Linked DNA regions of Homo sapiens: region 2 is linked to region 1. A link is an interaction called in ENCODE POLR2A ChIA-PET data of the cell type or tissue named here. Cell type or tissue: MCF 10A. All regions are shown on one strand. Each heading gives the region's core, and the rest is flanking DNA. Links, peaks and the distances in the headings are about the cores only.

What was found. Peaks named below come from ENCODE experiments on the same cell type or tissue, not always from the same donor. Only the 100,000 strongest peaks of a DNase experiment are listed, where the experiment ranks them.
Region 2: POLR2A ChIA-PET joins it to region 1 with 9 read pairs; 2 of 35 experiments call an interaction of 5 or more read pairs at or near these places.

Annotation. Positions count from the first base shown.
Region 1 is chr20:9,050,260-9,053,183 of GRCh38, forward strand. No RefSeq gene overlaps it. Among named protein-coding and RNA genes, the nearest start is that of PLCB4, 17 kb to the right of the region's middle. RefSeq lists an enhancer at 740-1,939. In MCF 10A, for the core only: no CTCF peak of the experiment used is centred there; a DNase peak (open chromatin) is centred at 1,462.
Region 2 is chr20:9,199,172-9,202,095 of GRCh38, forward strand. The region is part of intron 2 of PLCB4 (phospholipase C beta 4); the gene reads left to right. Among named protein-coding and RNA genes, the nearest start is that of PLCB4, 130 kb to the left of the region's middle. In MCF 10A, for the core only: no CTCF peak of the experiment used is centred there; DNase peaks (open chromatin) are centred at 1,210 and 1,610.

The DNA.
Region 1 (2,924 bases), core at 224-2,723:
ACAGCAGTGAGCCACCACGCCTGGCCTAGCCCTAGGATTTTTGAAATGGTAAATAAACATTGGCTTCAACTTAATGTCACCTGCTGCATTAACTTCAAATTTTGCAGCTTCTTCACCTCTCTGTCATAGGATGAAGAGAATTAGGGCCTTGCTCTGGGTTAGGTTTTGGCTTAAGGGGAATATTTGGGCTGGTTTGATCTTCTGTCCAGACCACACAAACTTTCTCCCTATCAGCAATAAGGCTGTTTTGGTTTCTTAACATTTGTGTGTTCGCTGGAATAGCACTTTTAATTTCTTTCAAAAATTTTTCCTTTGCATTCACAACTTAGCTAACTGTTTGGTGCAAGAGGCCTCACTTTCAGCCTATCTCTGCTTTTGACATGCCTACCTCACTCAGCTTCATCATTTCTAGTTTTATATCAAATGTGACAGACATGTGACCCTTCCCTTCACCTTGAACACTTAGAGGCCATTGTTAGATTAGTAATTGGTCCAATCTCAATATTGTTGTCTCAGGGAATAGGGGGGCCAGAGGGAAGGAAGATAGATGGGGAATGGGCAGTTGGTAAAGCAGTCAGAACACACACAACATTCATCACTTTATATTGGCGCAGTTTGTGGCACCTCAAAACAATTACAATAGTAACATCACAGATCACTGATCACAGATCATCCTGATAATAATGAAAGAGTTTGAAATATTGTGAGAATTGCTAAAATGTGACAACGAGACACAGAGCGAGAACACACTATTGCAAAAGTGGAGCCAACAGATGTGCTTGATGCAGGGTTGTCATAAATTTTCAATTTATTAAAAAAAAAAGCAATATCTGCAAAGTGCAATAAAGTGAAACAAGTAAAACAAGGTATGCCTGTATCTGCCCTTGCTGGCTTTGGTGGTGGAGGAAGGGGATAACAAGTCAAGGAATGTGAGATAGCCTCTAGAGGCTGGAACAGCCCTCAGTTTACAGTCAGCAAGGAAATGTAAATCTCAATGCTACAACTGCAAGGAACTGATTCTGCCAACAACCCGACTGCAAAAACCCAGATTCTCCCTTGGAGCCTGAAGAAAGAAATGCGGCCTGCTGACACCTTGATTTCAGCCTGGTGAGACTCACATAGGACTCCTGCACTACAGATCTTTAAGATAATAAGTTTGTGTTGCTTTCAGCCTAAATTTGTAGTAATTCATTGGAGTAATAATCAAAATCTAATACATGTCCCAAGGTTCCATTGACAACTGTTTTAAGAAATATTTTGCTCCTGTAATATATGCGTCACTGTTTTTCCAGACTCGGATACACATTAGCCAGTTGTTCACCACCTAACTGACAAGTCTCCACCAAACATTTTAGGTTTGTGTTATGACAGCCCTCTACTTCCAGTTTCAATTCCTACATGAGTCAGAATAGCTTAAACTATCCTGTCATTATAAATTAGCTAGGAATCCCAGTGATTTCACAAAGGTTTATGACTCATAGAAAATCTGCTATGGGCCCAGCAGAACTCCAGGACACCTCCCTTCCAAGAGGTGACTCAGAGATCCAGCCTGCTTACATCTCATGACTCAGTTTAATCTAATATGTATATTTTCAGGGGGCCACAGCAGGAAAAGAAAACCCTGCAGGATTTTTACTTTCTCAGATGAAAATATCACTTGTCGCTTTTGCTCACAGTCCATTGATTCACAAATAAAACACAGCTCTGCCTAACTCCAAGAAGGATGAGAAATGTAAGGTTTTTTTTTTTTTTTTTTTTTTGTATGTGCTCAGAAAGAAAGAACTCAATATTGGTGGTAACTAGTGATATCTTTCTATACTTTGTTACCTAAAAAAAAATCAGACTGGGTGTTATGACGCATGACTGTAATCCCAGTGCTTTGGGAGGCTGATGCAGGAGGATCCCTTGAGCCCAGGAGTTTAAGACCAGCTTGGGGGATATAATGAGACCCCATCTCTACTGACAAAAAAAAAATAGCCAGGTGTGGTAGCACATATCTGTAGTCCCCATTACTTGAGAGGCTGAGGCAGGAGGCACACCTAAGCCCGGCAGGTCGAGCAGGCAGTAAGCTTTGATCACACGCTCCACTGCACTCAGATTGGTCCACTTTAAATCTCCAGTTTAAATTAGTTTTAATTTAGACCTTTTAGAGATCTTCTTACCTCCTGACTTGGAAACTTGGAAATTTCAGGGAGAGAAGCAGTGTGGGCAGCATTATTAATTCTTCTCCCATGTAAGAAAGGAAATTCATTGTCTTTTTTTTTTTTTTTTTTTTTTTTGAAATAGAGTCTCGCTCTGTCGCCCAGGCTGGAGGGCAGTGGCGCGATCTCGGCTCACTGCAAGCTCCGCCTCCCGGGTTCATGCCATTCTCCTGCCTCAGCCTCCCGAGTAGCTGGGACTACAGGTGCCCGCGACCTCGCCCGGCTAATTTTTTGTAGTTTTAGTAGAGACGGGGTTTCACCATGTTAGCCAGGATGGTCTTGATCTCCTGACCTCGTAATCCACCCGCCTCGGCCTCCCAAAGTGTTGGGATTACAGGCGTGAGCCACTGCTCCTAGCCTGGAAATTCGTTGTCTTTTATGGGAACGTTTCTTTCCTCTCCTTCCAGGTTGTAATCCTTTGTTTTATATAAATAGTGAGGAAATAGGAGAAATGGAAATAGAAATGACTGTCTGTTGGTGGAGGAACATGCCCCAGTCTTCCTCTGGCTGGGTATGCAGCTGATGGCCTATTTCAAGGTGATTTCCCTTAGGATGGTGATGCATTGTTTCTTGGGGTGATGTCCAGCATAGTTTTGCCTCTGCCCCACCGAGGACCTTGTGGAGAGCAGCAGCCAAGTCTCCCTTTGTCCTCAGCCCCATTTCTGGGTTGGGCATCATATAGCCTGAAGTAGCTACTGGGTTTGCTTCCTTTTCTATCCTTTG
Region 2 (2,924 bases), core at 274-2,773, 150 kb after region 1:
TCATTTCTTTTGGAACTATAGGATTCAAAGCTCTGGATTGTAACACTAAATCACCTTGACAAGTCCCTAGAATCATAACTAGGGAAGTACATTGGGTTTGCCTTGGGAAAGAAGGATATAAAAATGGAGGTGTGTTTTTCTTCCTACCCTCCCCATCCCAACAGTGGTGGAAAGTTTCATTTATTCATTCAATAAGCATTTATTAAACAGTGTAGAAACCCCATGTTAGATAACTTTGAGAATAAACCTAAAGGACGGTACGTTGAGTATTTGATTCCAAGTTGGCTTTTTCAATGTTCCCATCACTGATGGAATCCTGAGAACCCTGTTAGCCTAGCACTGACTGTTTCTTTCACTCTTGGATCTCAGATGGTGGGGACACTGAAATCTAGGGGAAGGTTGTCCGGTACCACTTACAATTCCAGTTTCTCTGGTTCTTCGAAATTGTCCTGAATTTCTTTAAAATCATTATTCTTAGTCTTGAAACACTAGGTTATATTCATAACAAATGGTTTTGATCTTAACAGCATCCTTAATTTTCTGAGAGAAATGAACAAAAATTGGTATTCTAAATGCCAGGTCTCCCAGATTTTTATTATTTCAGACAATTGTTGCAGCATGCGAAATTTTTAAAATTACAATTTACTTATTTTGAGTCTTATCTCTTCCTGCATGTTGTTCATGCTCTCCACTGCATTAATCTTCATCTATTTACATTTCAGTCAACCTGTTTATCTGTTGTTAATCCATCTTCTGGCTGATTCCTGTCAATCTCAGCCTACAATAGCTCACTGGGAATATATTACATAAAAGTCATCAAGGGCAGGAGAGAGAGAATGGTATTCTGATTTTGATCTTTACTCAGAATTCTCAATGACTTTCCCTCTGTGATAGCAGCAGATGTTCCCAAAGTTAGTTATTGAAAATGACAGTCTCAGTTTCCCGTTTTTCACTCTTGACTCTCAAAAATGGATACCAGCTACTTAGTATGTCACTGTGTTTTAGCTTCTTAAAGATTCATGTTAAAACTATTCATTGTTTTTCAGACTAAGTGATTGTAGTTTCTTTAACTTTTTCAATGCTGGGTTTGAAATCATTTCCCTTTCTTACACGTCTGAATGCAATCCATCAACCAATGCTGTTGTCTCTGTTTTCAAAATCTGTACTGAATCCAACAGCATTTCCCAATGTTAACTGTTACCGCCTTTGACCACGCCACTGTCATCACTCATTCAGACTCTTGCAGTAGCCTGTTAGCTGGTTTCGGTGCTTTGTTCTTGCCCTGCCGTAGTCAGTTCTCCAAAAGACAAAGTGTTCCTTTAAAACTTAGGTCAGACCAGGCAACTACTGCTCAGAATGTTCTGATTGCTTCCCATTTAATTGAAAATCAGATCCAATCATTGTCTTTTTCTGTGATCTGACTCCCTTTTACCTTTCTGATTTCATCCCTTCTGGTGTCCTCCTCCTTCACTTGCTGTTTTCCAGCTACGTTGGTCTCTTCACCCTTGCAGAATACAGCATTCCCCTCAAGGCCTTTGCATCTGCTGGTCCCACTCCCTGGATTCCTCTTCCTCTCAGTCTTCTTGAGGCTGACTCACTCACTTCTCTCAGGTCTTTGCTCATAAGTCACTTCATGAGTGACACCCTTGCCAAGGCCAGTTATCTCAAGTGGTAACCACTACCCCTCCCCTCCCCCCAGCTTGCTAGGAATGCAATAAATATTTGTTGAATGAGTAAAATAACTATTTTTCATGGAAAGACATTTAATTTCCTGTTCCATCTATGGGAATAGATAAGGAATGCATAAAATGATCCTCAGCAGCAGAAGGCAGGTAAACATGACAACAAAGTGGGAAGAAATCAGACATGGTAAAAATTCCATATCATATATTTAGTTTTCTTAAAGTACAAACAGTAACAGAATAAAAAGTGAATAAGTTGTTTAAAAATGGAAATCTTCCTTGGAACAGCTAATATTTATAATCAGATCATTATTATGCAATTATGTAATGTTACTGGTATAATTTTGTGTTTTCTAAATATTAAATGCTCCTCCCTTTGCAATTAAATTTAAACTATCAATATGCTTGACAAACTGCCTTTTATAATAAAATGTACCTGTGTGTATAGTACTGTATATATATAATTGCATATGCATGTGTTTGCATTATCAATAATGTAGGATTTTTATACTCATAAAAGTTATGATGTATTAGAATTATTTCCTATTGCTAAATGGGAATCTATTGTGATTATTATTATTGGTGTAATATTAATATTGGTAGGTATTAGGCACATATATGCAACCTTGTAGAGGGAATATTTCTTCTGGAATCAGATCTTCTGCATGTTATAACTGTGTAAATTTACTTAACTGTCTGGGCTTCTTGCCTTGTTTTTAAAAAGGACATAATAATACATTACTTATTTAAAGGTAGAAAGGTAGAAATACATGGTACTCTAACATTTGACAGATTGCAAAGAGTCATCATTTTAAAAATCACAATGAGATATTATCACACACCTATGAGCATGGCTAAAATAAGAAGAAAAAAAACTAGATGGTACCAAGTGGGTGAAAATGCAGAGTATCTGGGATTCCCATGCATTGTTGGGAATGCAAAATGGTGCCACCACTTTGAAAGACAGTTGGACAGTTTCTTACAGTGTTAAACATATAATACATATAACCCAGCCATGCCACTTGTGGGTATTTACCTAAGTGATGGAAACTTATGCATAAACCAAAATCTGTACACTAGTGTTTATGGTAGCTTCATGTAGAGTCATCAGAAACTGGAGACAATCCAGGTATCTCTCAACTAGAGAATGAAAAAATAATATCTGGCATATCCATACAATAAAATACTACTCAGCAGTAAAAAGGAACAAATTAGTGATGCATGCACCAACACAGATGAATC